Regions from separate parts of the Mus musculus genome. Here all the other regions are linked to region 1. A link is a loop called in an ENCODE intact Hi-C map of the cell type or tissue named here. Cell type or tissue: heart. All regions are shown on one strand.

Region 1 (4,000 bases):
AACCCACACACAAAAAAACTAGATTAAGAATGTCAGATTTAAAAATCCACCCCTATTCTGCTACCCTCAAATACTTGATTTGCTTTCTCTATATTCCCTCCTGGTTTTGCCCACTGGTACACATAATTGCACAATGCCGTTCTACCCTATTTGCTTGCCAGGAACTCATAGACATTTCCTAAGTGGCTCCTACAGTGCTCAAAGAGGATTTGAAAGGCTGACAAAATGTAGGGCATGGAATAGGCTAGAAAGAAAAGTTGAAAAATCCTAAATAGCTTGGTGACCTACGGTAAGCTGTGTGCCTACCGTAATCTTTGTGGCCAGTGACTCCTTGTTTAGGAGACTGAACTTTGAGATGAATGAGGGCAAGCCACCTTGCACTCAGTCAGGGAGAGATTCTAGAAAAAGAGGGTCTGTGCAAAGGCCCAGGAGGGAGAAAAAAACAAACAAACAACAACAAAAAAAAACACATGCTATGGTTTGAATGGAAAAATATCCCATGAAGGCTTATGTATTTGAGTCACTTCTTAGCTGGTAGCACTCACTTTTGAAGGCTGTAAAGCCTTCAATCTGTGGGTCCTACCCCTTTGGCAAACCTTGATCTCCAAAGTTACATAAGCACAGGCACACACTTCCACTTCCTCTGAGGTTTTCTACCAAGAAAGGATCAACCATTCATAAAATGTTGGTCCTAGTGAACCCTGCACATTGTAGAGGCTTAAAAAGTTTAATTTGGGCCTCCAACTCACTACACAGGAACTCCAGCGGGATCCGCCTGTCCGTTCATGCTAACCTTTCACCGACATCTTGTTTTTAAGTTTACAGAAAACGTTAGGGACCTAAAGAAGGTCATTACATTACAGTACATTACAGTACAACAGAAGTTACAAAGTAGCAATGAGGGGCTTGGGGATTTAGCTCAGTGCTAGAGCGCTTGCCTAGCAAGTGCAAGACCCTAGGTTCGGTCCTCAGCTCTGAAAAATCAAAACAAAACAAAACAAAGTAGCAATGATAATAATTTTATGGTTGAGGGGTCACCATGATATGAGGAACTGTATTAAACGGTCGCTGCATTAGGGAGGATGAGGACCACTGTGGGGCTCAGCTGAAGGAAGTGAGTTGCTGGTGTAGGGCACCGGAGTGCTAGATGTAAACCGGTTTCCTGTCTCCCTTCTAAGGCTGACTGCACCACTAATTCCTGCCTCCCGTGGAGGGTGCTTTCCAGGCTCCAAGCCTTCCTGCCATGTTGGAATGTGTCCTGTGAACCATGAACCGAGATCAATCTTTCCTCCCTTCCATCACCTCTGCCAGGTGGTTTGGTCATAGTACTCAGTAGAGTAAGGAGGCTGGAAGATTTACTACACCTGACAAAGAAAAATTAATCTGTATGATCTCAAAAAAAAAAAAAAAAAAAACACCACCACCAACAACAAAAAAACCAACAAAAAACCAAAACCCTTTAGGAGTGCAGAAGCACAGGCACACACTTCCACTTCCTCTGAGGTTTTCTACCAAGAAAGGATCAACCATTCATAAAACGTTGGTCTTAGTTATCCCTGCACATTGTAGAGGCTTAAAAAGTTTAACTTGGGCCTCCAACTCACTACACAGAACTCCAGAGGGATCCGCCTGTCCGTTCATGCTAACCTTTCACCGACATCTTGTTTTTAAGTTTACAGAAAACGTTAGGGACCTAAAGAAGGTAAGCATCCTGCTAAGTTACTCCCTGGCTTTACACAGGCTTTCTAAAACTTGAGTAAGAGGCATCCTTCCCATCAAAGATTCCAGGAAAACAGCCTCCCCCCTCCGCGGCCACACATACGAATCTATCGCTGACAAAGCCCCTGTAAGCTGGCTTATGTCCTCCCCTCGCGTTCACCATTCTGTAAGTGCATAGAATTATTTAAGAGGAAAAAAATTACTGTGGATAAAAATTGGTTCGGGGCCTTGGAATTGGCCGGTCGTGTTGTGTTTCCTTCCAGGGCCGGCAGGCGGGGCACCAGGCAAGGCTTGGAAGCCGCGCCTCTCTCAACCTCTCCTGGCCACCCTTGCCCAACTTCCCCATAGACACAGCTTCAACTAAAAGTGGCCATTGACCTTTCAAGCTTTTGAGCAGTGGGGCAACAGAACAGTATTTCAAAGAAAAATGGTTATCGAAATTTCGAATCCGGTTTTCCCATGAGTGTTTTTTTTTTGTTTTTGTTTTTCTGTTAAAAAAAAAAAAAGTAGGTCACATTCAAAGTGGGTCACGTTTCAGGAGCCGGCGTGCCTGGATGCCGGCGCGGAGGCTAGGTGGCCTCTTACAGAGTGGGAGGTGAGGGTCCCAATAGGAAAGAAGTACTGGGATCAATACGAACTCCGGGTCCCTGGCTTTGCAAGGATTCACAGAGACAAACGCACCAGGCCTGTGACCCCGCACCCCACCCGGGCACAGGTAAGGGCACCTCCTCTGTAGGGTGGCCAGGGTGGGTCTCCCGAAGGGCAAGCAGGAGTTGAGCTGAGGAGGAAAGGAGAAGCTGGGCAAGGCTGATGCAGGGGACTACCAGTTGGAGCTCCAGGGGGGAGGGATTGAGGGCAGTCTGCGCAGCTTTAAGGAGGCGCTCAGCTCGTCTCTTTCCTGGCCTTCTAGGATGCTGGCGGAGGGGACAGTCTCTGGTTCGCTTCCCGAGGTGCCCGGGAGTGGTAGTCGACCTGGGCAGTGGCGTGCTAGCTCTAGCTCTGTGTGTGTCTTAGAGAGGGAGGGACGGACATCTGAGCCCCGCCCCCTTCCCGCACGCTGGTCCTGCATCCCACATGGAGGAGAGGAGGGTCGCGTCTGGCAGGCGCACAGCGGGGTGGATGGCTGGCCTAAAGGTTCCCTCCTACGTGGAGGGCTGGGGAGAAGAGGGGCTGCTATTCGCGGGACCGAGGTGCTCAGCTGTTGCAGACACAGGGGCAGGTACTGGTGGCTTAATAGGCATTGGCTGGGGACTTCTCCTTGTTCCCGAGCACCCCGAGGTGCAGGGTCAGAGGAGGGCGGAGTCGCAGGCTTCCACCCCGCAGCCACCAGCACCAGCACCCGCACCGGCTCTCTCCACCCGGCTCCCTTGAAGCCTGCGCATTAGCGGCCGGGGCCTCTTTAAAGCGCTGGCGGGGGCTGCGGTCACGTGAGGCGGATTCCTGGAAAGTTCCTGGAAAGCGGCCTCCGCCGCGGCCGGGCGGGGCGCGAGGGGCGGGAGGCGGGGAGCGAGGGAGGCGCGTCGGGCTGGGAAGTCGCGCGCACACTCGGCTCCGGGGACAGACGGTTAACTCTTGCCAAGTCTCGCCGCCTCTGCGGCTCCCGGGCCTTGGGCTTCCCCCCTGAAGCATGAGCCTTTCCTCCCGCAGCCGCCAACGCTGCGCGGGTCTCGGACAGTGCGCGCCGGGACTCCAGGCGCGCGCCCTCAAGATCCCTTGTGCCCGGAGCCCGGAAGCTTGCGGCAGGTACCGCTCGCGAAGCCCGAAGGTTCCGCCCGGGGGGACAGTGGCCGGGAGGGCGGCGGGGTGCGAGCACGGGGGCGGCGGCGGACCGCCTGGGCGTCCGCAGTTTAGGGCGCCCCGGGAGAGTTCAAGTCGGGGCTCTGCCCCATCCGGACTCAACTGCCTCCTCTCTCCCGGGTTCCTTCTCGGTCTCGGGAAATTTTCCGAGCACCCCCACCCCCCAACAACTGCTACCCAAATTTATAATCCTAATAACCTGATCTCCCGCTCCTCCCCGCCAGCCTCCGCCCTTGCTCCCCCACCCCACCCCTTCTCTTTCTCCCATCTCCTCCGCTTCAACTGGAGGGAAACCCGGCACTGGCGAGCAGGGGTGTCAGCCTGGGGCGGAGAGGGGGGGGGGAAGCTAGGCGACGATCCCTGGGATTTTTGTCTGCCTTTGGCGCAGAAAAACTCGGTTGCTTTTACTGAGCGCAGAGCCGATTGCATCCCCAGGCATCTCCTTCCACAAATAAACGTCACCCGGGGAACTCAGACGGACACC
Region 2 (4,000 bases), 230 kb after region 1:
GCTGTTTCCTGGAAACCCTCCCTGGAGTCCATGGCCATATTCACTCTCGTCCCCCAGCCCCCAGCCCTTCCTCCCCCCACGCTCACCCCCACTTCACCTCTGGGCTGCAGTCAGGACACGCCCCTTTCTCATGCTTCCAGCGATTGATTGTGCAGAACATGAAACCAAAAGCAGATGGGACAAATGTAGATCGGCTGTTGTTCTCCATCTCTGTAATTTCCTAAGTCTGATAGCGTGTTAATCTCCTAACCATACAAGCTGCTTCTGTGCTCCTTGGGACGTCTACACAGAAATATTGCCAGGAAACACACTAAAAGAATATGACGGGATTTTCCATTTTGTTTCTCCCTTCTCCTCCTCTTCATCCTCCTCCTCCTCTTCCTTTTTACCTTCTTCAAGTACCATGCTGTTGGAGCAGGAAATTAAATGCACTACTTTGAAGTTTGTACTTTTCAGAGTTTCTGTTAACTGATCTCTGTGGATCTGACCATGCTTCCCAACTCACAGTGGGGTTACATCTTGGCAAAGCCAATCTAACCTGAAAATATCCTAGGTCACAAATGCATTTCAATGTACCTACCCTATTGAGCACTGTAGCTCAGAAGCACAATAAGAGGGTTGGGTATCTCTGGGGTTGGGTAGTATGGCCGGTAGCTAGCTGGCCAGGAGCTGCAGCCTACAGCCGCTGCCCAGCCTCTCAAGAGAAAAACATACGACAGATACCAAGAAAAGGTCCAAACCCTAAATCTGAAATATACTTTCTACTGAATAGATCTCATTCTGCTTCATTATCAGGTGAGGGAACCTCAGAAGCCAGGGGCCATCGGTGTGACATCAACACCGAAGGATGATGGTTTGGATGATGTAATAGCTAAATCCAAGATCCAGCCCCTGGCGAATGGTCTTCCTAAAAGCAGTCACTCTAGAAGTAGAGTATTTGTTTACCAAACAGAGGTTGTGTTGGCTGGGTCCACATCTTATGCAGACGGGGAATGCCACTGACCGGTAGAGGATAGAAGATGCTATGGAACGAGTGGAGCATGCTGGGAAGAGGGTATGGAGCATTATAGTGTCTCTTTAGACCCACTCCTCTCTTGGTCAGTCACTGGTCACATTGCCTCTCCAAACAGATATTACCAGGCATGCCTTCACAAGGGGCTTATCCTAAATCAATCCTGAAAAAAAAAAATTCAGGTTTCTGTTGTCATCTGTGAAAGTGTAGCTACCCCTGCCCAGTCTCACAGGACCTATAGAATCCTGTTTCTCTGGAGGAATCTATAGCTGCATGAATTAAGGAAGTATATAAGGATCATCTTGTCCCTCCAGGTCACATAATGTTCTGCCCAGAGGATTCAGGTTGATGGCTCAGTGGGAGTGTCCGAGAAGCTTCACAATTAGAGAATTGCAGTCAGACTAGTCTGAAATGACTTCCTGGTCATATTCTCATTCTCTCACTCTCTCTCACTCTCCCTCCCTCTCCCCCTCTCCCCCCTCTCCCTCTCCCCCTCTCCCCCCTCTCCCTCTCCCCCTCTCCCCCCCTCTCCCTCTCCCTCTTTCTCCCTCCCTCCCCCTCCCTCTTTCTCCCTCTCTCTCCCCTTCCCTCTCTCTCTCTCTCTTGGGATTTGTTGACTACATTCACCTCATCAGCATCTTAGCAGGCTATCTGAAAGAACCCAGACCTTCAGCCAGACAGAACTGGATTTAAATCAGTCTCAGTCTCAGACACTTACTAGTTAGTGTTTGGGACATGTCATTCAGTGTCCCCTAATACTACAACCTCCTTTTTTTGAGTCGATGCTACCCATCTTGTGGTAGTGACTCGGAAGGCACAAGTATTTCCTTGTCTCCTCCAATCCTTGTTTTCAAATGATACAAACAGAGAACACGCTTGTGTCAGACCTCTCTGGAACCCGAAGGCACTGTACTAGGAAATGTTCCTAAGCCTGGAGCACAGCAGTTGCTTTATTAGTCATACAGGCATGAAGGAAATTACTTCATCTTGCTTTCCTTCCGTTATCTACCCAGTAGCTAGGAGGGACATGTGGGGCTGGCTAGCCTAGGATAAGAGGAGACAGTGCTGGGCCATAAGGACCTGTTTCACACAGCTCTTTCTCAACCCCATCCTGGGAGCAGAAAAGGCCACAGTACCAGACAGAATGACCAGTGCTAGGATGCCAGGGATCCCAACCACAGAGGAGGAGGAGGAAGAGGAGGAAAGGAGGAGGAGAAGAAGAGGAGGAGGAGGAAGCGGTGGCTTATCAGTACCGAGTTGGGCATATCAGTACTAAGTTCCCTCTGCTTTCTCCTGCCCGCCTCCTTCATGGTCTTGTTTGTTTGTTTGTTTGTTTGTTTCCAATTAATAAGAGCCTGGGCTGTTGGGAATGAGTAAGCATGCCAAGCAGCCTTGGAACCTGACAAGAAGTTACAGAACTCTCCTTTCATCTTATTTCTGCCTGCAAGATGCCCAGGTTAAAGGCACAACCTTCATCAGCAGGACCTGTTGTACTTAGAGGCTTGCAGGACACCTGCCTCCCATGAAGCGTTTCAGCTACATACTTTGTACCCAAGGACCACCTGTGCCTCCCGTCCTTAATTCAGAGTCGTCTTCCTTACGCCAAGGATGAGGCAACAGTCAATTTGGTGGAAAGATCTCTGTAATAGGAAACGAATAAAACTATCAATGCTAAATAAAATAGACCACTGTGAAACTTGGGTTAGATCCCACAGGGAAGCGTATGTGTGATTAACTGCGTTATGTAACAAGACCGCCTTTAATAGCTGGCATGGTTCTTTTTGTTGTTCTAAGGGAAAAGTGGCCAAGGCTGAAGCCAGAGCACATGATATTATTTGAAAGTGCTGCAGCCTCTGGAAATGCTCCTCCGAGGGGTATCCAGAATCAGGGTTCTCACTTGATTTATGGTTGTTCTAAAGGTTTAATACCTTTTATATTTTCACAACTATACCCTTTGCTTCCAGAAGCCTCTGGCTATGTTTCTGCTGCTTTGAATCCCATACCTTATTTACCCATTCAAGAGGGATATTTTAGAACTGTGCAAAAACGAAGGTTCTATAGTATTTGATTTTGAGCAATCCCATGGATGAAAGGGTTGAGACTGTACGGCAGGGCACACAGCCTTTACCCAGCCACTTGCGAGAACCCAGCAGAGGTGGTCACTGGACAGAATAGTTTTAATGTGTCAGCCCCTTCTATCGGCCACAGTGCTGGCTCTGAGGCTCCTCAGCCCTCACAGCTCTCTCTGTTAGGTGTGGCTGGCAGGGAAGGCCAAGATTAAGCCAGGGCAGATTCCCAGCCCATCAAATCAGAAACAGAAGGGCATTGGAAGTTGTGCTAGCACAATCTACAAAATCAGCTGGATGGGAATTACACTCAGCAATGAAGACTGTGATGGAGCCAGGGTGGAGCATCATGGGAGAGTCTGGGAAAGAGGCTCCAACACAATACAGGGTTGGGGACAAGGCGGAAGCGATAAGTGTCTGAACGCTTTCAAGGAAACAAGGCCAGCTTCTTTGAAGAGGACTTGGCACGAAACACACCATGTAAAGTTTGATACGCGATGCTGGAGACGGTGCACATACCTATAACTCATCACAAGAGGAGCCAGAGTTCAGAGTTGGCCTCAGCTACAAAGCAGGGCCGAGGTCAGCTGAGACTCTATGAGGCCCTGTCTCGAAACACGAGAGTGGATTGGCAGGCTTTGCCACACACGTACACCATCTCCACAGTCAGGATAATGATAGAGCTACCATCTTGAAACTTTTCTCATGGCCCTTTATAATTCCTTCCCATTTCCCTGGGCCCGGGAAAACATGGGTTTGCTCTCTGTTGTCATTGGTGATTTTCATTTCCGGCATTCACCTAAATGCGTTCTGTACTTCCCCTCCTCCCCTCCTCCTTTCTGGCTTCTTTCATTCAGCGTAATTATTGTGAGACTCATTCAGGTTGAAGTATGTATAGTATTTCATTCATTTGACTAGACAG
Region 3 (4,000 bases), 270 kb after region 1:
AAGTTTTACTTAAATGATTTACATTAAAATATTATTTGATTCCTGAATTGATTTGGCACCCCAGGCTGTATCTCCTTTGTCTCTTTGTCTCACTCTACCGGCCCTACAGCAAGAAACTACTGAGAGGCCAGCCTGTGCAAGCTGGCCACAGTGCTCCCAGCTGCCTGCCTTCTCTGACTCTTGTGCTCACTGTTCTGTTCCCCCAGGTCTTCCAGGAAGCCTGACTGATCAGAATGGCCCAGAGAGAACAGGTGAGTACCCAAGTGGGTACAGGGACAAGACACCCTTGCTTGCTTTTTTGCCAGAGGGGTCAATGATGCTACAGTAGACTGGCTCTTGCCCTACTGCTTTGAGTGAATTAGCATAACGAAGCTCTTTTCTGGGAAGGGGACTCTTCAGGACCTAACTTCCATGGATCCCCCCTCATCAGCCTTTAGGGAAACAGAAGGAACATTTTGATCAAGGTTTTTCTTAGAAAAGCCCTCCGTGGACCTGTTATGGGAAATGAAGCTGGTTTTGTTTTCTTTGATTAATCACAGTGCCCTGTTTCCAAAAGCAAATGTGGCCTTGCGTCCTCCTAGGCACAGGCTGTGCTGTGAAGGAGAGGGCTTGAAGCTGTCCCCAGGACCCACGCAGCCTTGTTTTCTTCATCCTGTACGCTCTGCGGAGTTCAGGTTACTCCCTTTTTTCCTTTGTGATTTCTGCCCAGTAGAACCAGATCTTTAAAGATTTCTTTACAGTTCCTTGAAAGCTGGAGTGGAGAAGCCAGCTGTGAATTATATAACAGCAAGGTCATTTTTTAAAGCAACAGTGGCTTCCTATATAGGCAAGGGGTATTTCCCAGCCAGTTTCTAAGTATAAAGAAAAGCCTATGAATTTTGTGAAGAAAAATCAAGGAGATTCTATCTACGGTCCCACCCCTACTGTCCTCTCTCACTACTTTGGTCAGGAAAAGATAATTCCTAAGATGATGGTGGGGGGGGGTGGTTGGGGGGGCGTGTATGGGGAGGGCGGGATGGGGATGGGGAGTGTGGGTGCAAGTGGTTATGACAAGATGACCAAAACAACTACTAAAGCAACCAAAAGCCTCCCAAAGCCTTTTTGAAGAAAGACGGGGGTGGGGGTGGGGATTTTGTTCTCTTTCTTCAGGTGGACAGAGAGCCATTATTCTTGTTCAAAGTCACAATAAAAGCAGAGAAGAGGGGGAGAAAGCTGTCTAAAGTATATCTTTGTTTTCACTTAAGAGTCAGGGAGCTTTATAAATAGCCAGCCTGGCTTTTTCTTTCAGGGGAGCCCCACGCTTCAATTTAAGCTCTGCAGAAGCCTCAGCTGCTTTCCTTTCTTTGTCTGTAGACTAAACATCCCTCCGAAGTGCAGCCCCCTCTCTGGCATCACCCAGGGGCCCTGCTCCTTGACTCTAGATAGTGATTTTTCAATGAAGGGCAATTTTGCCTTCTAAGAGGACATTCTGCAACATCTGGTGTGTGTGTGTGTGTGTGTGTGTGTGTCTGTCTGTCTGTCTGTCTGTCTGTCTGTGTCCTGTCTCCAAAAGCAAACATGGATTGTCAGAAGGAGCATAGCTTATGCAGTGAAGGACAGTGCTTGAAGCACAGTCCCCAGTATCCTCTCAGCCCTGTCATCAGAGACCTGCTCTTCAGCCTGCACCTTCCAGGTAGTTCAGGTTAGTCTTTTTTTCTTTGTGTTTTTCTGCCAGTAGGAACATGCTGCCAGCATGTTAGTAGAAGTAGACTAGGGATGCTTACATATGACCCCCAACACACAAATGGATTGTTGAAAATGCATGTAGTGCTGACCCTGAGAAACCTCGGTCCACACCATGCCAGGAAATCGAGTGGAAACTCTCAGCTTTGAGGATTGCTAAGAATCAGGCTGCCTTGCAGCAGGCTTGGCCTCTCTCCAACGGCTGCTGTGAGAGAGTCAAAGCTGCTGTAGGAAATGCCCTCTGGCTGTGGTCAAGGGTCCCCCGTGGAGTTGACTATGGGGACACACAGCAAGCACATCGTCTGGACCTGGTGTTTTATAATTTATAGTCACAGGGCGCCTGTCTCCATTTAGCAGCAAGCCACCTGGCAACTGTCCTGCCAGGGAGGAAGCAGTTATGCAGAGGCCTACAGCCCCAGTCAGCTGACAGCCCGTGGTATATGGAGATGGGAGTGCTCAGAGGCACCTGGAAATAGACCCGACATAGATGGCTGAGCACGAGGTACCCCTTCAGACCCATCCGTCAGCAGCAGGCCCTGCCAGAGGATGGCCTATTGAACATTTCCAGGAATAGCACCAGGAGCCTGTCAACTGCTTTCTTGGAAATACACTCAATAAGGATGGCTGTCCTCCAGCCGGCAGAGCAGAAAGCCTGGCCTGGACCAGAAATGGCAGCTCCTGGAGGCAGCCTTCCTTAGGACCTTGAGAATGGGGCATCTGTTCTTTTGGGCTGCTTGTGGAACTTCCATCAGTTGCTGGAGTCACTCAGGGTGGAAAGGGACGTTGAGATGGCCTGCAGAGGCTCCAGGTCCAGCTTCCTTCAGACAGCTTGGTGCCCTTCACACGCATAAAAATATCAACAGGCAGGAAGGTGACAGGTTAGATGACAAGCTCTTGTCAGCAGTGAGAATTCACATCGCCTGGCAGTGAACACCTACACACCTTCTCTTATAAATTTCACCCCTAAGGACACCCAAAGGAGCTCCAGAAAGGGGGTTCTTTCTTTAAAGCCCCCATCTTCCAGTCATTCTGAGAATATATCAAATATATAGCAAAAATGAAAGAAAAAGCTTACAATTTAATTGACTCACTCCTACTATATGCAAATCAACCTTTTCTTTCAGGGAGGCCTGATGTGTCTGTTGGCATTTGGCTAACCTGGAACCTCCCTTGACCTTTGGTTCAGGAAGGGCACATGTGGTGTGGTTGGACTCAAAGAGCTCCTACAGACCCAGGCATGGGTGTCCTGCATGAACAAGAGACCCCAAACTCTCTGGAACATTCAGGAAATATTGTTCAATCCTATTTTTTTTTCAATCCTATCTTTTGAATTGTGAGAGAATTATAAAGTTTATCATAGAGCATTTTATCTTGAAGGGCTACAAGAAAACATTTGATGCCTACACAGAGCCACCATGAGCTGGGGATCACAGTGCCAGATACTGAAATTAGACTTGTTTTAGATAAACAAGAAATTGCTTTTTGACGCATGTCCCAAATATTTGCCATTTAGTCCAAACTCAGATGAACTGGGCATTGTTTGTTTTGTTAAATCTGGCCATCCATTTGGGGAGGAAGAGTGGGCTACTTATTAAGTTATGATGGGAAACATAAAGAAAAAAAGTTAATAGAAAAACATTTCAGGCAATCAAGGAGGAAGGAGAAGGGTATTGAGAGAGAGGGAAAAAGAGAGAGAGACTGGAAAGAAGCAGAGACAGGCAGAGTGAGAGAAATAGAGCACTGAGGAGAGAGAGATGGGGAGGAGAGTCTCTGTGGAGGATATGAAGGATCTGGGAAATGATGTCTGCACAGGGTGCCATCTCCCTGGGATGTGCTCATGGGTTGGCTAGCCCCTGCTCCTGCATCTTCTGATGTACTTGTCTGGCAAAACTCACAGTGGCTGCCAGAGAGACATGAGTCTCCAAGCTGCAACTGCACCATTTATATCCATATTACCACAGATTGGGTTGTTCAAGATACTGACCTCCTGAAATGGAGTCCTACAAATCAGACCAGGCCTGAATGGCACCCCCGAACCCAATAAAAAGTGAGTTCCCCTACCACACGGAGACTCATAAGCAGAGCCTCTCTCTGTCTGAGCTGGTCTCTGTTTTACCCATAAGGAAAGGGACTTTGAGTGGCAGTTCCCTTCTTAGCCCTGATCTGTATTTCTCTACTAAAGCCTGCCTATTCTTAAATCACTGGAGTCGTTTCTACGGTGGCCCCATTTAAGAGTTCCCAGATATTTGTCTGAGTCATCTGCTGGGTGGAGCTTCTC
Region 4 (4,000 bases), 200 kb after region 1:
AAACACTGGAAGGAGCATAGTACACTACTCTGCTTCTATTTTTAGAAAGATGAGACCTCGGGCTGGAGAGATGGCTCAGTGGTTAAGAACACTGACTGTTCTTCCAGAGGTCCTGAGTTCAATTCCCAGCAACCACATGGTGGCTCACAATCATCTGTAATGGGAGGGATCCGATGCCCTGTTTCGGTGTGTCTGAAGAGATCAACAGTATACTCGCATACATAAAATAAATAAATCTTTAAAAGAAAAAAAAAAAAAAAGAAAGATGAGTCCTCTATTGAAAATATACATGCCCAGACACCTTTGAAAGTTATTTTCAATTGGCAAATTATTCTGGGTGCTTTCTCCATGAGAAGGAGTTTTAAAATGTGTATTTGTTAAGCTTAGCGTTGTTAGGAGTAATGAGGCTACATCTCACAAGTATAAGTGGGATGTGCTCTGCTAGTCCTGCAAGTAACTAAGATGACTCTGTTATCTGATTTTCATTTTCTTTAACATCAAATTGAAAATAAAAACTGTGTCCACTCCAGCAGGTCCTGAATGTGAGTCGCCCCTAGCTATAAATGGCCCACTATGTGATCTCTATTTTCCTCAGCTTATTGGTTCCTTGACTGGCGGGCTAGATCTCAAAGAGATAAGGCTTTCTGGGCTCAAGTTGCTCACTGCAGTCACATGACTTGTCTGAAACCAGAGTTCTCACCGTCCACGGTGGACTTGTTGTTGTTGTTGTTGTTTTGTTTTGATTTATATTGGTCACTCATTGCAAGCCAGAGTTATCTGGGAAGGGAAACCCAGATTAAGAAAATGCCTCCAGCCGCGCATGGTGGCGCACACCTTTAATCCCAGCACTCGGGAGGCAAAGGCAGGAGGATTTCTGAGTTTAAGGCCAGCCTGGTCTACAAAGTGAGTTCCAGGACAGCCAGGGCTATACAGAGAAACCCTGTCTCGAGAAACCCTGTCTCGAGAAACCCAAAAAAAAAAAAAAAAAAAAAAGAAGAAGAAGAAAGAAAGAAAGAAAGAAAGAAAGAAAGAAAGAGAAAATGCCTCTATCAGATTAACCTGTGGGAAAGTCCGTGGGTCATTTTCTTGATTAATGGTTGATGTGGGAGGGCCCAGGTGACTATGGGTGGTGACACCCCTGGGCAGGTGGTCCTGGGCAAGCCAGTAAGCCGGATTCCTTTCTGACCTCTGCTTCAGTTCCTGCCTCTAGGTTCCTACCTAGAGTCCCTGCCCTGGCTTCCCTCAGTGATGAAAGTATCCTGAGAACCGAAAGGTGAAACGGGCCTTTCCTCCTCACTGTGTCTCGTCACACTGACGGCAACCTGAGAAAATAAGGACATTGTTTTACTCTCAGCATCGTGTGTGGAGTCAGAGGAGGCAGGACATGTGAGGACACTGAGAACCATGGGAACTGGGCCTTGTCATTGACCCCATGAGACTGAAGACTCGCTTTCCTGCAGCCTCCCTTCACAGCGGAGGCCACGGCTCTCCACTCCTTCCTTCTGTGGCTTCCTTGTATGTCAGAGACCACGGTGGCCATTCCTTTTTATTTTTCTACCCAGCCCCTGTTGTCCAATCCCTGTGTCAACAGAGAGTGTCCTTTCTTCCCAGAAGTGCCTCAGTACTTTTCCAGGAAGCTGCGTGTTCCCTCCAAGCCGAAGCTGAGCAATGCCTGGCGTGGTCATTTGTTTTCAGAGTCGCTGGCTTGTCACTAGAGTCAGCTAGAAAGTGCGAGGTGCCTGCTCAGGCCAAGGCCAGCACTGCTTTCCCCAGACTCACTGAGTGTGCGCAGCCTCGATACAGCAGGCCCTACGCTAGTCAGAAAGAATTGGAAAATGGGTGAGGCCGGTTACTTGTTGGTAATTTGAGACAGAAAGAACTGATTGGCTTGGGAAATTATAGAAAATGACTAAGGCACACAGCCAAAATTAAAATATCAAGTACACATTTTACTTTAAAAAAAAAAGGTTTTAAACTTTAAAGTATACCACCAGTTCCTAGGGATAAGGATGGAGGTCGGTGGGAGGGAGGAGGGAGACTGAGAGGCCAGCCTGAGCTGGTCAGAGGAGCTCCGTGGATTACCTCGTGTCCTTGCTAGCTCCCAGCTGGAAAACAGCATTGGATTGCCCACATTATGTCAGATGCCTCGGTGAACTTGGCTAAAACTCTGTATCTTCAGCATTCTAGACAGGAAGGAATTTTGTAGGAGAGATGTTTATAGAAAATAATACTGTAGAAAGACAAAGCCAAGATAGTCCAAGTTATTATATTGTCGTTGTCGTCGTCGTTGTTGTTGTTATTGTTATCTCTTTCACAAATCCCGTGTGGGGCTTTCTAAGTAGAGATCTTACAGTAAATAAAAGTAGTCGGAACTGTTTGGAAGGAACACCCTGAGCCTGAGCCTGCGCCGCTTCCTGTCTCCCCCACCGCTCTGTGGCTCTGCCCTCTACTGGAGTTTTCTTTGAAGAGTCATAAGCAGCTGGAGATGGATGCTGCCCGAGCGAAGGATGTTGTGGAAGCTGACCCAAGGCCACAGAGTTGTAGCCCATTTGAGGAACACTTTACGACTGCGGCTCCTGTAGAGCTCCTCTGGTTAGACAGTGCGCAGGATCCCTCCCAGGAACCAATGGCACTCCTGTCTCCTCCTCATCTCCCAGAAGCAAAGAGGTCAGCTCGAAGTACAGCTCCGCCAGGCGTGGCCTAAATACTGTGTGGGGGTTCACTTTGGCTCATCTGGAATTTCATGCTACCATATCCTGACTTCGAGTCTCTGCTTCTTTGGAAATAGTGAGGGCTTCACCCATTCTTTTTCTAGTTATTCAGAAAAATGAAATCTGTGGTTTAGTTCACCAACTGTCTTTTAGTCAAGAGATACTTGTGCCAGAAAAAAATCAAAGTACTTGAAGTTTGAAAAAGCAATGTGGTTTGTCAGGCTTAGTCACTATCTTTAACTTTACCCTGACCATATTGGCTCTTAGGTTCCAAATTTTGGCTAGAAGTGAATTTCTTATGATAAGAATGATATCCTGAATGGAAAGAGGTCAATTAACAGTAATTATTATCAGCAGCTCCTCAAATAAAAAGCATTGAATACATTCTATGTACATTCATGCACACACCCTCACTAGTCCTACAAATAACTGATCATAGCTTTCCTCTTCCGCCACTTCCTCCTCCTCCTCCTCCTCCTCCTCCTCCTCCCCCATCTCTGTCTTTATTCAAACATGGGGATCCCAGCTACCATAGGAACTTTTTGGAGAGGACTTATAAAATACAATGTTATATGAATAGATTTTCGTCGTTATGGAAACTAATATGGAAATCCTCCGAAAACTAAAACAATGTGGCCCCACTATTGGGAAATGAAATAGGTGGGTTGAGCAGATGTCTGCATTCACAGTGTCATTCTGAATAGCCAAGAGATGAAACTGACTTTAGAGACTGTCAGATGAATGGATAAAGGATGCACATACACACATTGTTAAGAGATGTAAGCCAGGCACAGAAAGATGACTGTCTCATGATTCCGCTAATATGTGAAATAGAGATCATAGAAGCCAGAGTAGAATGGTGGATACTGGGGGCCAGGAAGAGGGCTATGCTGGGAAGATACTGGTCCAACGATACAAAGTTTCTGAGAGACAAGAGGACACAGCATGGTGTTTAATAGTTAACAATGCAACATTTATTTTAAAACTTCAGAGAACAGACTTCAAATGTTAACACCACAAAACTATAAGTATGTGAGGTGATATTCAATGAATACATTTATTAGACTATAGTATTTTCTTGTAATTCTATTGTTATTTTATATTAATAATAAAAATTAATATTATGTTATTTCAAAATAGAAAGAGAGAGGAAAGTAATGCTGGTAGTTTTTTCTGTCTCAAGGCTAACTTCAGAAACAAATGAGACTTTCACTCAGACTGGTTGAATTTCTTCACTTATCTTTGTTTCTCTGCGTTAATTTGTAATAGTTTGAGATTCTGATAAGAAG
Region 5 (4,000 bases), 330 kb after region 1:
CCTCATCGGCTGCCTCTCACAGGAGAGAAGTATGTGCTCTGGAGCCCAACACTAGATTTCCATAGAGGCCATACTCTGTCCTAAGCAGGGATCGAGCCCAGTAAGAATGAGACAGCCTATCCTAGGAGACAGAGGACTCCTCTGATGTCTGCCTTTGGCCTGAGACTTCCCATCAGTCTTGGCAAACCTCTGCTGGATTGTACAGTAGTCTATAATGCTCCTGTCTGGTGTTTCTCCCCGATTGGCTTCTTGGGGTTGCGGTTTGACTGTGCTTACTTATTAAAGTTTGCCCTGGCATCTGTTTTTCAAATGCCCCAGATGAGCACCATGAACAAGCCCTGCTGAAATCCCAACACAACAGAGAAGTAGACTCAAGGTGGGGTTCTAGAAAACCAGAGAGCTGATAGTTACCCAGGCATGATCAGTGAAGGAGTGGGATGCAGGGTTTCCCCACGTTAGACAAGGAGCAACAGCAGGGAGCATTTTCTGGAATCTAGAGGCTTGGGGAATGGATTGCTTTATAGGAGTTAGAGAGTTTCCATAAGGATTGTAGTGAAGTGGAAACGTAAGAGTTCTTCGGAAAGTCGGTTGGATGGTGTTTTGCTGGGGCAAACATGTGAAGGAATGTTTAGCTGAAGTGGACACATGAAAAAGAACGTTCTGCTAAAGCAAGAAGGTGAAAGGACATATGATGAAGGATTCCTCACTAGCAAAGCATGTATTGGTCCACCTTCCTTTGTGTAGTTGAGCTGCATTTGTCAAGACTCCATAGAGAGAAACATGCCGAAAAACTTTGGGTGGTGTGCTGCAGTTTCTTGCCAATTCCAAGGACTTGGGCTGATTGGCAGAGTGGTGTCAGCTGAGACAGACACATGTGCTGAGGCGAGACCTGTGGAGGACACATATTTGCAGGGAGTATAAAAAGGACTCAATGGACAGTGATGGAGGCTGAGCTAGGCTTGCTTATAGAGCTAGCTGTGCAATGCTTGTTGGTCTTGTGTCTCCACTGTCTTCACTGATCTTCACTTTGCTGAGAGAGGCACAGCCAAGAACTTCTGCCATCCCTCCTACTGACTTGTGCCAAGGCTGAGGCCTGGCTGTCTCTGCTAGGTCATGCCACCGCTGCTGATTCCTGTTTGCTAACTCTAACTTTACTGAACTGGTCTGCTGGTGTCTCAGTTAAAGTGCCTGTGAGTGGATCAGGCTGCTGTAGCTAACCTGTGAACAGAACTGTCAATTTCCAGACGACACAGATGGGAGTTGCTCCAAAGAACCCCTCTAAACAGGTCCACTGCCTTTGTATCCTTTCTTTTCCACTGCCTATGGTGGGTTGGTGGGTTGAAAGGGAGGTTAAAGCATTTAATAACCATCATTAAAAATAGACTTTGAAAAAATTAGAGTTATACGGTAACCATAGGCAGGTTCCCAGGTAACAGGAACTCAGCACTCTAAATTCACTAGTCTGCCCCCACCCAATCCGAAGCTTACTGGTGTTGAACTCAATTGGAAACCGAGGGGTTTGTGGGCATGTTGAAAGCTCGTGTGTGTCCCACACAGGGAGGATGAGAGTGGCAGGACTGAGAGGAGATGTCTCCAGACAAAAGCCAGAAACCAGCTTTGGTGTGGTGGCAGCGAGCCTTCTGCCTAGGTTTGCCAGAAGCAACAATCCTAAAAGAAAATAGCAAGTCAGCAAACCAACGAGCAGTTTCCTTCCAAGGATCTGCTGCTTCAGGGCCGAAGCGCGTCTGTCAGCCATGGTTACACTGAGCCCTCTGCATCTCTTAGCCTCAAACTCCCCCAAGTGGCAGCTTCATCCTCCAGCTAGTCCACCTGATCCCTTCTGAGTGCTGTACTCGGCGTAGTCAGAGACAGGACAGCCATCTGTCCTGTCAGGCTTCACGCAGGAGGGAGAAAACCTCTCCAGAACATCTCGGAAGATTCTTATTAACAGCCATGGTTGTGAGAAGAGAATGCTGAACAAGCCCTGGGTTCTGCTGGAAAGGGAGGAGCCTGCTACACATTCCCCCCTTTCTTTCTTGGCGGAATCTTTTTATGAAGTCCAGGCTGGCTCTGAGTGTACCCTGCCTTCTCTGTGCTGGTTTAGAGGCATATGCACCCTACCCCACCCACTTCATTTAACTTCAAACTACAAACTGAGTTAGCTCCCTGATGCATACGTCGGATTACTACATCATTCTTCTCTTCGTAGAACCCTGCCACCCTGGCATACAGTCAGTACCATTGTTCTGGAACCCCAGTGAGACACCCCAGTCTCCCTCCTCTGCCGACTCCCTATCTGTCTTTATAATACACAGTCACGCCCTTCCCACGGCCGTTCACTTTGTGGGTTCTTTCATGACCTTGGTATGGAGAGCCCTGCATCATTGGCCTTCCTCAGCTTGTTGTAGGAAATACCACATGCATGTGACATCCCGGGAGCCTTCCCATGGCCTGCTGTGTGCTCCATGACAGCTTGTGTTTGTCTGTAGGGCTTCTGTGAATCCCAATAACCTGTCTTCTAAATAGTCTCTCCTGGTTTCTAGGATGGAAGGAGGAGCCTGTACTTATTGAAGGCATGGCTGGAAGCCTGGGTCAGCACTCAGCTTCTAGCAATCAGGCAGCCTGGGATGGACTCTTCTTGGCTTTGTTGTTGTTTTCTAGTGACCCTAGGCAAGTTATTTAACTCCCCTGCGTATCTGTGTCCCCACGCGTCAGTAGGAACCTAATATTAACAACCTAATGGGATTTATGATGAACGTCAAGCAAGGTGACTTATGTAAAGTACTTAGCAGAGCGCCTGGTACAGGGTCATTGCACAGTGAGTATTTGCAGACTGAATGGTGATGAGATAAAATATGTTTAAACAGAACTGAGTCTTTTCCACTATTCTGGAGTGCCACATTATGCCCTAATATACTTGCCCGGATAGAGGTCTGTCAAGGCCAATCTTTTCTATGTGACTGGGAAGGGGAAAAACGTAGCTGTCTGCTGATCTCCTAGCACCGTTACCAACTGTGATGCTGCTCAGATCTGCCACTACAGATTGAGCCTCTCAACTGTGCCAGCAATTAACCAATACTTACTAAGCAGAAAGGCAGGTTTGAGAGCAAGGGACTCGCTTCCTGCCACACACACTTCAGTCTCATCCATTAGTCAGCATATAAACAGCAAATACATTAGCCTTCAAAAGAACCTCGGAGGATGGGTGGCACTTACTCAAGAGGAACAGGAAGAAAGAAAGATTACCCAGATAATGGGAAGAAAAGAGAAGTGGGAGCTCAATCAATAGAGGAGGGCAGTGTGGGCACATCGGTGAGTGGCAGCAGAGTCTTGCAAGAAGAAAGTCTTGGATAGCTTCCTTAAAAAAAAAAAAAAAAGGTGAACTACCTTAAATTAATGTTTTGTCACAGAAGTATAGAACCAGGAAGGAATTTTAAATCCTCTTGTTTGAAGAAACTGGAGCTCAGAAAGGGAGTTTTGACCAAAGTCACCTCATTGGTCGACACCCCCAGATTTCTCTTGCCTTAGGCTGTACATTTCCTTTACTAAAGCGGCTCTTGAAGAGTTTAGACTATTCGGCTTCTTAAAGCGACACTGAGGTAGCTTATTAGGAAAGTTTCGTCATGGGTGGGGAGGAGAGAGAATAATGGGTGTGGAGAACAGGGACTGAGAAGGGAGGAGGTCGCTGGGAGGAAAGTCGTCAGCCTCTTCTAATGCTCCCTTCCTTCTGTAGAGAGCCTAAGCCATATATTCATACTGAAGGGTGAATGACGCCAAGCCATTCTCAAATGGTGTCTGCTAGGAAGGGTGTGTGGTCATAAGGACAAGCTTATGAAGACCTCTCTCTAATCCCATCTGCCTCAGTGTCATGCCATAACTTCAGGAAAACTCCCCTACCAAGGGAACCACCCAGAACATTCTAAAGGGACGATTCTTAAGATATTTGGGGACAGGTGCCACACCATGACCCTCGTCTCATGCCTCAGTTATTCAGGCTAAA
Region 6 (4,000 bases), 58 kb before region 1:
ATGTGTGTTCCTGGTTCCTGTGGAGGCCAGAAGAAGGCATAGATCTGGGTCTAGAGTTGCCAACAGTTGTGAGCTGCCATGTGGGTGCTGGGAATCGAACCTGGGTCCTCTGGAAGAGCAGCCAGTGCTCTTCTGCTGAGCCAGCTCTCCAGACGCCCATGTATCATCAGACTTGGCAGCAGGCCCTTCCAGAGAGTTGGTAAATGTTCTATCACACTAATGTTAAAACGTTTGTCTGAATGTTATAAAATTGAGTGAAGATAATTTCTTTTTCAAAATCGATGCCTAACCAAATGTGCATAGTGAAGGCGATGCAACTGGACAGTCAGGAAGCCAAGTGCAATGTAAAGAATAGCTAATAAGTTGATTTTCCAGCTGAGCAGAGCGGCTTGGCTCTGCACCCTCAATGCCTTCTTCCGGAATTACATCAAGTTCAGAAGCTGTGTCTTGAAGATATGACTCCAGGACCACAGTACTTTTCCCAGAAGGTCTCTTAGTAATACCAAGTAGAATATGCTGTGGAAGCCATTGGACATGCAGGCACCTGTTTGGGAATTCTAGCCAATGATGGAGTTTTGCTTGCAGTAGAAGAGGTGTAACAGCCACAAGCTTCTTGATGGAGTCGGTTGGGGTTTTTTGTTTGTTTGTTTGTTTGTTTTCTGGAAAGTTGATAAACTTAATGAGGACATGGCTTGCAGCGTGGCAGGCACAACACCTGATGCTAAGGTCCTGACTAATTCATTGCTCAGAGGTATTTATTCCAGTAACAGGAGCCAATTCCACGTGCGCAGTTGTTTACAGCACTGTGCTATCACAGAGGCGCATGCGCAGTTTGGAGGGAAGTGTCCGGTTGCTGTTTCCTTGCTGTGTATTGGCTGGGGTAAGCACCATGGCTTTCAGGTCTGTTAAGAGTGACCCAAGCGCATGAGCATTGGAGACAGCAGTGCCCGAGCTGTGTCAGTGTTGAAACCAGACTACAACGCAGGAGAAAGGACTCTGAAGTCGACATTCGCTCTAGCTGTCAAGATGATAAAAAAATAAGACAATAGATGTTGGTAAACTGTCAGCTGAAGAAGTAGAAATGGCCACCCTAAGGAGAGAATGGAATGGCCGTGAGCATGGTCCTCAGGCAAAGGAAGTGGAACAGTTGACCAAAAACCAAGAAGAGGTAGAAGGGAAATCTCAGCAGGAGAAGGAGAGGGAATGGAAAGGAGAAATAGACAAAATCGTGGATTTTATAACTCCCGAGAGGCACCAATTCTGTTAGAAGCCGTCCTGGCCTTTCACTCCGGAAAGGTTTTCTTGTTTTTTCTTTTTTAAGTTGCCCATCAGGGAATTAGGCCATTAATACTGAATCGGATCCTTGTCTGTCCAGTTGGGTGCTTTATTGTAATGATGGACATCTTTATAAACATCTTAATCTTAATACATAACTTTTTGGAATAAAACTTAGACTGACAAAAACAGAATAGTGAACAAAAGAGAAGAAGGTTAGCAATAATTGACAGTAATGTGAACCTCTTGCCCAATGGGAGCACTTAGGTTCTCTCTCTTTTTTTTATTGCATCAAAGAAAGTAAGTCTGATACAAGCTTGTCAGATATACCAACTTTGCTCCTAACTTTAAAACACTATTAGTCTTTTTCAAATTTATACCGAACAAAGCTATTTATATTGAAAAAAATTTATATTGACTTATCTGAACAAAGCTATTTCTATTGAAAAAAATTATATTGACTTATAATAAAAGTTTTACAAAGATCAAGATAAGTTATGAGCATGAAAGAACAAGGCTTGTAAGTAAAATTAAATAATTAAAAAGTGTTTCTGTGAGTCCAGAGTTGACCAATGTGGAACTCTAGAAGGCCAAACGCAGTCCTGTGTGAGTACTTTAGCAAATTAGACTTTAATGTATTGAAAATATAGATTAATGTAGTTCCTGAATTATGTCTTTTTTTGTTTGTTTGTTTGTTTTTGTTTTTTTTTTTCGAGACAGGGTTTCTCTGTGTAGCCCTGGCTATCCTGGAACTCACTCTGTAGACCAGGTTGGCCTTGAACTCAGAAATCCGTCTGCCTCTGTCTCCTGTGTGCTGGGATTAAAGGCGTGCGCCACCACGCCCGGCTCCGAATTATGTCTTTCATGTGTTGCTGATTTTGAGTTTTCTAAACAAATAGTAACCCATCACAGTCTTACTTCCTCTGTATCTTCCTATCTCTTCCATGGCTGAGACAAAACTATTACCTTCCTCACTACCCTTCTATGAAAAACCACTTACAGGTTTTAGTGGCCATTTACAATTACATGTGAGGGATGCTACTTTAAAAGCAGCCCTAGGAAGAGCCGGAGAGGCTGTGTTGCCTTAACCTGCGGAACACATTCTCGACGAAACCGCCAGAGGGCACTGTGACACAGCATTCAGCCTGAACCGCTTACCCTGTGGTTGTGACTTTGAAATGCCAGAATGGCAGAGAATTTGAACATTGCTACTTGAGAAAGGGTGGTTTGATAATGTCATTGCCGGAAGTCGTTCTACTCGTCTATCATTAAGTATTTATACAACAGCTGGTTGTGAGAAGATCTGCTTTCTAGCTGGCCAACTCAAACATCCTTAAGATCAGTGCTACTTGCTAAATATCGGCCGTGCTACTTATATTTTTCTAATGACATTCCCAACTGTGGATGTTTTTCACTATCATTTTTTTTAATTAAGTTTAGGTAGAAAACCTTGACTTACTCAAAGATAACATTGTTAACTGTTTTTGTACTTTCATATATAAAAATAAATCTTTTATGTATATTTAAAGACATCAGATTTCTTTTTGTTAGAAAATATGTTTTTTTTTAAAGATTTTTCTTTTAATGTGTATGGATGCTTTCGTTGCAGGTGTGTCTTAGTAACATGTGGGTGTCTGGTGCCCTTGTATCTCCTGGGACTGTAGTTACAGACAGCTGGGAACTGACTGACATGTGGTGCTGGGAATTGAACTCAGGTCCCCTGGGAGAGCAGCCAGTGCTCTTGACTACTGAGCCATCTCTCCAGCCCTTGTACTTTCTTTTTTGTTTTTAATTTTAAATGGTGTGTGTTTGTTTGTCTCTCGTCTCTCCACATGTGTCTGTCTGTGTATATGTTTGTCTGTCTGTCTGTCTCTCCGTGTGTGTGTGTGTGTGTGTGTGTGTGTGTGTGTGTGTGTGTGTTCTGTTGGGGACTGATCTCAGGGCTTTCTTTATACATGTCAGGCAAGCACTGTGCCTCTGAATTGCCTCCTCACAAGGGCTAAGGGTTTTGTGACTCCTTCTTTTGGTCCCACAAACTCCTGCCTTCCTAAGAAGCTAACAACTCTAGTCCCAGTCAGCAGAGGTAAGAGAACCCATTAGTTAAGACTCTTGATTTCCAGGGCCAAGAAGCCCATCCATCCACAGTAGAGTCCAGCAATGGGAGTCTGTTGGAGGAGGATCACAGGACTGTAGGAAAGTGAAGCTGGACCATGGGGAGACGTCAGCTGAGGACTTGGTTCCTGCCAGTAGGCTTGCTTTTCATCTTTTGTGGTTGTTGTTGTTGTAAACATTTATTCAATGTATGAAGAGGGTGTTCAATTCTCTCTTTCTACCACATGGGATCTGGATATTGAACTTGGCCGGCTTGACGGCAATCTCTTATACCTCCTGAAGTGTTTGGTAGTTCCCCGACTCCTGGTCTGTGTGTGTATGTGTGTGTGTGTGTTCATGCATACCCTGGTGTGGTGTGAAAGACAGAAGACAAACTTGGGGAGTTAAGTTTCAAGGCCTGAACTCAGGTCATCAGGCTTATACAGCAAGCACTTTTACCCATCAACCAGTTGACGTGCCCATTGTTAAGCTGCTTGCCTCCTCCTCCTCCCCCTCCCCCTTCCTCCTCGTTTTCTTGTTGTTGTCGTCGTCATCGTCCTCGTTGTTTTTGAGATGAGGTCTCATAGCTCTAGCAGGCCTAGAACTTACTGTGTAGGCCAGGCTGGCCTCTGTT
Region 7 (4,000 bases), 310 kb after region 1:
GAAAGGAAGAAGACGCCAAATTATGAGTTGAGGTCTCCTTGAGTAACTGGCTGGGACCTAAAATACATATGTTAGGGCAAGATGCCCAGAGATCTCACGTGGTGACTGCTGGAGTGAGATGAACCATGAGTCTAGAAACATTTCAGTTCTGACAGAACACAAAGATCTTACCTAAAACAAACAAATAAAACCTCAATGCATGGCAATGAGCAGAGATTCTATAGGACTAAATGTGAGGAGTTAGCAGTGCCTGCGTCCAGATACAAACGTTTATCTAGCACCCTGTCATAACTATGTTAATTATTCATTATTGTTACATTATTGAACAACAATTCATTATTGTTGTTGTTGTTGAGTAGTATATATACTACTGTGTGTGTATGTGTGTATATATATATGGACATATATATATATATATAGTATATATACTACTATATATACTACTGTAGAAAGTGCTCATCAATATCTCTTATACATGAATGAATGAATGAATGAATGAATAAGCTAAATGATTTTGTACATTAGGAAATTAAAGTCAAAACCACTGTGTTTTGCATTCTGCAGAATGGATACACAAAGTTGGCCTTAAGTAATAGCTCCCTTCCAGAGACCGTAAACATGGAATCTCCTAGAGATTGAAAACTATTATTCTACATGTAATTATAAACCAAATGGCATTTAATTTATCTTTCTTCCTGGCTGGGGTGCTACACATTATAAAAATTTCCAGAAAAGGAATGGCGGGCAGGAGCAAAGTTTCCTTTGATGTCGTAATGGCTGATGTTGACTGTCAACTTGAGGGGATGCGGAGTAACCACAGGAACACCTGCCTCATCTGTGTACATTCCTGTGTGCAACAACCGCAGGAATAGCTGCTAGGTCTGTCTGTGTGGAAGCATCTAGATGGAGTTAATTGGAGTAAGAAGAACCACCCTAAACTTGGATGGCACCACTCCAGAGCTAAGGGTCCTGAATTGAGTAAGAAAGGGAGAGTGTCTCCACTGGGCTGTGGACCTGGCTTGGTGGCTAAGAAGACATACTGCTCTTGTAGGTCCTAAAATTAGAATTGGGCTGCTCACAACCACCTGTGAGTCCAGCTGCAAGGAATCCAAATCCTCTGATCCCTCTCCCCCTCCCCCTCCCTCTCCCTCCTTCTTCCCCCTCCCCTCTCTCTCTCATACACACACATAAACACGGTGGGGGGGGGGGTTCTCAATTAAAAGTAAAATCCTTTTTAAAAAGAGGAGAGACTAAAGTTTCTACTCTCTGATTTTAGATGCAGTGTGACCAGCTGACACAAAGCTCCTACTTAAACAGTGAGCCAGAATCAACTTTTTCTTCCTTTGGTCGTTGGCTTTCATCTGGCATTCTAGCCCAGCAACAATCAAAGGAATTAATGCAAATATTACCTTTCAAATGTTTGAGATCTACTTCTCAACCCTGCCTTCCCAGAAGTCAATGGCCCACAGGAGTGAGTCTGTCTTCTTGTGGGGAATAAGAAAGGGAAGCTGGCCCTTCAGAGTTTGTGCCTTTGTATGCACCTGTAATGTTGCAAAAGTAATCACCGTTGCTTAAAAGACCTCCACTGTTTGCTAAGTACTATGGTAAGTTCTTGGCTTTCAATTCATTTACTCCTCACTGCAGCCTTTAAAGTACCCTGATATTCCTCTCTCTCATGGGATGGAAAACCTGGGATCAGGGTTAAGTTACTTGCTTATGAGTCACATACTGAACATGATTCAAGCAGGACTCTACCCTAAACCTCTCCTCTGGGACTCTTCAACCCATGGGCCTCATGAGAGCATTTCTTTTCTGACATATAAGGCAATTGCTTCTCATTTTAAATTTCTTGAAAGTACTCTATGTCTTGGATAACTTTAGTTTTTTGCTTTCTTTTAAATTTTATTTAATTTTTATGTTATACAAAATGAAAAAAAATAGGGGGTTGGAGAGATGGCTCATGAATTGAGACCACTTATTACTTTTCTAGAAGATCTGAGTCTGGTTCCCAGCACCCAAGTCAGGGCAGCTCACAACTGCTTATGACTCCAGCTCCAAAGGATCTGACATCTCTGTCCTCCTCAGGCATCCAAATTCATGTCCATATGCCTACATGTACATACATCACACAATCTAAAATAATAAAAACATATTCTTAAGAGTAAATGATTAAATCCACCCCATCCCCCCAATATTTCCTCTCAATTTGCTTTTTTTTTTTCAACCACCAAATCTACTGTGTTTTATGTCTTCTGTGTTTTATGAGCATGAGTGTGGGGCCATCTACTGGAGCATGGATAGTTGCTCAGAGGCCACATCTCTGAAGCAAACTGACTCTCCTGCCTCCAGCAGTCATGGATTCCCATAGCTCCTCACCTAAGGGTGGAATTTGGTGACTTTCTCCACCATTTGTACTGTGATCTTGTCTGGCTTGATTTGAATGGGTCTCATGCATGCATGCTGTCATAGCTGCTGGGAGCCCATGTGCATAACTGACCTCTCCTGTTTCCCAAATTCTGTTTCACTGCAGTCACCAACTGTCTCTGGCTCTTACAGTCTCTCCACCCAACCCTTCCTCAATGATCCCTGAGCCTCATGGAGAGGGGAGCAGTATTAATATCTTGTTTAGGCTTGATGACTTTAATCATGCATATTTTTATTAATACCACTAAGGGCTTTCTCCCTTTTGAAACACGGTCCTTCTGCCATGAAATTGAGAAGAGTGAGTCTGCATAATAGTTTTACTGGAGGCCTTGCAAATTGTGGGATTTGGGTAGGATGCAGAACTTAAGACCCACATTACTGTAGACTACATGATGTCATAAACTGGAAGACATAAACTCATACATTTATAGATTAAGCCTGCTGTCTACACTTACATACCTTCTCATGGTTTTCTCCCTCAATTTGGGACCTTAAAAATTCACAACTCGTAGTGAGCATCCATCATCAGTAGATGACCTAAAGAATGCTCAAAATGCTACTTCTGCCTCCGTTTCCGGGGGTAGGGCGAGGTAATTTTACCTTTCTGAGTTTCCCCAGCCTCTTGGGTGGTGCATCCTGAGGCTCCAGATGTCTTTCTTGGCTTCAAGGACGTTTGGTCTTCACTATCAACCCATCCCCCAAATTATATAAACCTGAACCATGCTGGCTGACCTCTTGATATCACAGCTCAACCACAGCTGGAGACTACAAAACATTTTGCAGTTACTCTTACTAGTGGATTACATAATAGACACATCCTATCTCAGCTACTTGAATGGGGAATAGAGTCCTTCCTTGTTCTGGCTGTTGGCACTGCTTTTTTGCTGTAATCTTTTGATTTTTTGATAGAGATATGCTGGCAGTCAGTATGTTCATATTTTTCCAATGGAAGTCAAGTGTGATCATTTAGTGCTCCTCAAATATGGGTTGTTCTGTACTCAGCTGGAATTGCCATAAGAGTTTATTTAACTTCTGCAGAATTCAGATATTGTTCAACTCTAGCCACAGCCAAGGTTCTGGCTTTCACTTTAGTTACTCTCTGACTGTCCCCTTTGGAGACCCCTGGCTGCCCTTCCCATTCATCTATAAAGATTGACTGCCAAAACTCTGTGGCATTTTAGGGATTCTTTTTTCAATTTCTCTAAGCTTATTGTTAATCTATTATGTGGTCCATCTCATTGACCCTCTTTAACCCGATGATGGTCGTTTCTAAAGCTGTGTCTTACTGGAAGCTTTTAGGGCTTCTCATTTGATAGAGAAGTTTCAGGCTTGGTACTGTAGTCTTTCCCTCATAAATCCCCCTGATCTATTTCCCTTTGTCTCAATGACCTTCTCAGCTGACATCACCTTTGGGCTGGTTGCCTTGAGAAACGGGAGAGATTGGGTATGACAGCACTAAGCAAGCATCCTTAAGGCATGGCGAGTTCTAAAGTAACCGAATCTCAAGGCTGGGTGGGTACCTGGATATTGGTTAGTCCTAGATCCCTCCCCACACAAGAATTTGTTCTTGAATATT

What was found. Peaks named below come from ENCODE experiments on the same cell type or tissue, not always from the same donor. Only the 100,000 strongest peaks of a DNase experiment are listed, where the experiment ranks them.
Region 2: a loop joins it to region 1, with 4 times the contacts of the local background. A loop is called at or near these places in 4 of 42 quality-filtered maps.
Region 3: a loop joins it to region 1, with 4 times the contacts of the local background. A loop is called at or near these places in 5 of 42 quality-filtered maps.
Region 4: a loop joins it to region 1, with 6 times the contacts of the local background. A loop is called at or near these places in 6 of 42 quality-filtered maps.
Region 5: a loop joins it to region 1, with 6 times the contacts of the local background. A loop is called at or near these places in 16 of 42 quality-filtered maps.
Region 6: it touches region 1 in a loop (7-fold over the local background); 16 of 42 quality-filtered maps call a loop at or near these places.
Region 7: a loop joins it to region 1, with 5 times the contacts of the local background. A loop is called at or near these places in 20 of 42 quality-filtered maps.

Annotation. Positions count from the first base shown.
Region 1 is chr10:95,416,080-95,420,079 of GRCm38, reverse strand. Socs2 (suppressor of cytokine signaling 2) reads left to right here and starts at 3,223. Exons shown (of 3, transcript NM_007706.4): 1 at 3,223-3,462. 5730420D15Rik (RIKEN cDNA 5730420D15 gene) reads right to left here and starts at 2,705. Exons shown (of 5, transcript NR_045339.1): 1 at 2,401-2,705. In heart, CTCF peaks have their summits at 1,788 and 1,991; DNase peaks (open chromatin) are centred at 1,989, 3,119 and 3,769; H3K4me3 peaks cover 1,914 bases; H3K27ac peaks cover 1,783 bases.
Region 2 is chr10:95,190,117-95,194,116 of GRCm38, reverse strand. All of the region lies in intron 2 of Cradd (CASP2 and RIPK1 domain containing adaptor with death domain), which reads left to right. Among named protein-coding and RNA genes, the nearest start is that of Gm29684, 46 kb to the right of the region's middle. In heart, no CTCF peak of the experiment used is centred here; DNase peaks (open chromatin) are centred at 2,026 and 2,656; H3K27ac peaks cover 924 bases.
Region 3 is chr10:95,141,256-95,145,255 of GRCm38, reverse strand. Gm29684 (predicted gene, 29684) reads left to right here. Exons shown (of 4, transcript NR_131146.1): 2 at 207-251. Among named protein-coding and RNA genes, the nearest start is that of Gm29684, 2.6 kb to the left of the region's middle. In heart, no CTCF peak of the experiment used is centred here; DNase peaks (open chromatin) are centred at 325, 2,195 and 3,995; H3K27ac peaks cover 3,858 bases.
Region 4 is chr10:95,216,592-95,220,591 of GRCm38, reverse strand. All of the region lies in intron 2 of Cradd (CASP2 and RIPK1 domain containing adaptor with death domain), which reads left to right. Among named protein-coding and RNA genes, the nearest start is that of Gm29684, 73 kb to the right of the region's middle. In heart, a CTCF peak has its summit at 2,449 (motif pointing left); DNase peaks (open chromatin) are centred at 1,701 and 2,451; H3K27ac peaks cover 306 bases.
Region 5 is chr10:95,086,133-95,090,132 of GRCm38, reverse strand. No RefSeq gene overlaps it. Among named protein-coding and RNA genes, the nearest start is that of Gm29684, 58 kb to the left of the region's middle. In heart, a CTCF peak has its summit at 1,813; no DNase peak of the experiment used is centred here; H3K27me3 peaks cover 588 bases.
Region 6 is chr10:95,474,562-95,478,561 of GRCm38, reverse strand. It overlaps the pseudogene Gm3619. Among named protein-coding and RNA genes, the nearest start is that of Mrpl42, 25 kb to the left of the region's middle. In heart, CTCF peaks have their summits at 2,194 and 2,396 (motif pointing right); a DNase peak (open chromatin) is centred at 2,421; H3K27me3 peaks cover 371 bases.
Region 7 is chr10:95,102,322-95,106,321 of GRCm38, reverse strand. No RefSeq gene overlaps it. Among named protein-coding and RNA genes, the nearest start is that of Gm29684, 42 kb to the left of the region's middle. In heart, a CTCF peak has its summit at 2,287 (motif pointing left); a DNase peak (open chromatin) is centred at 3,141.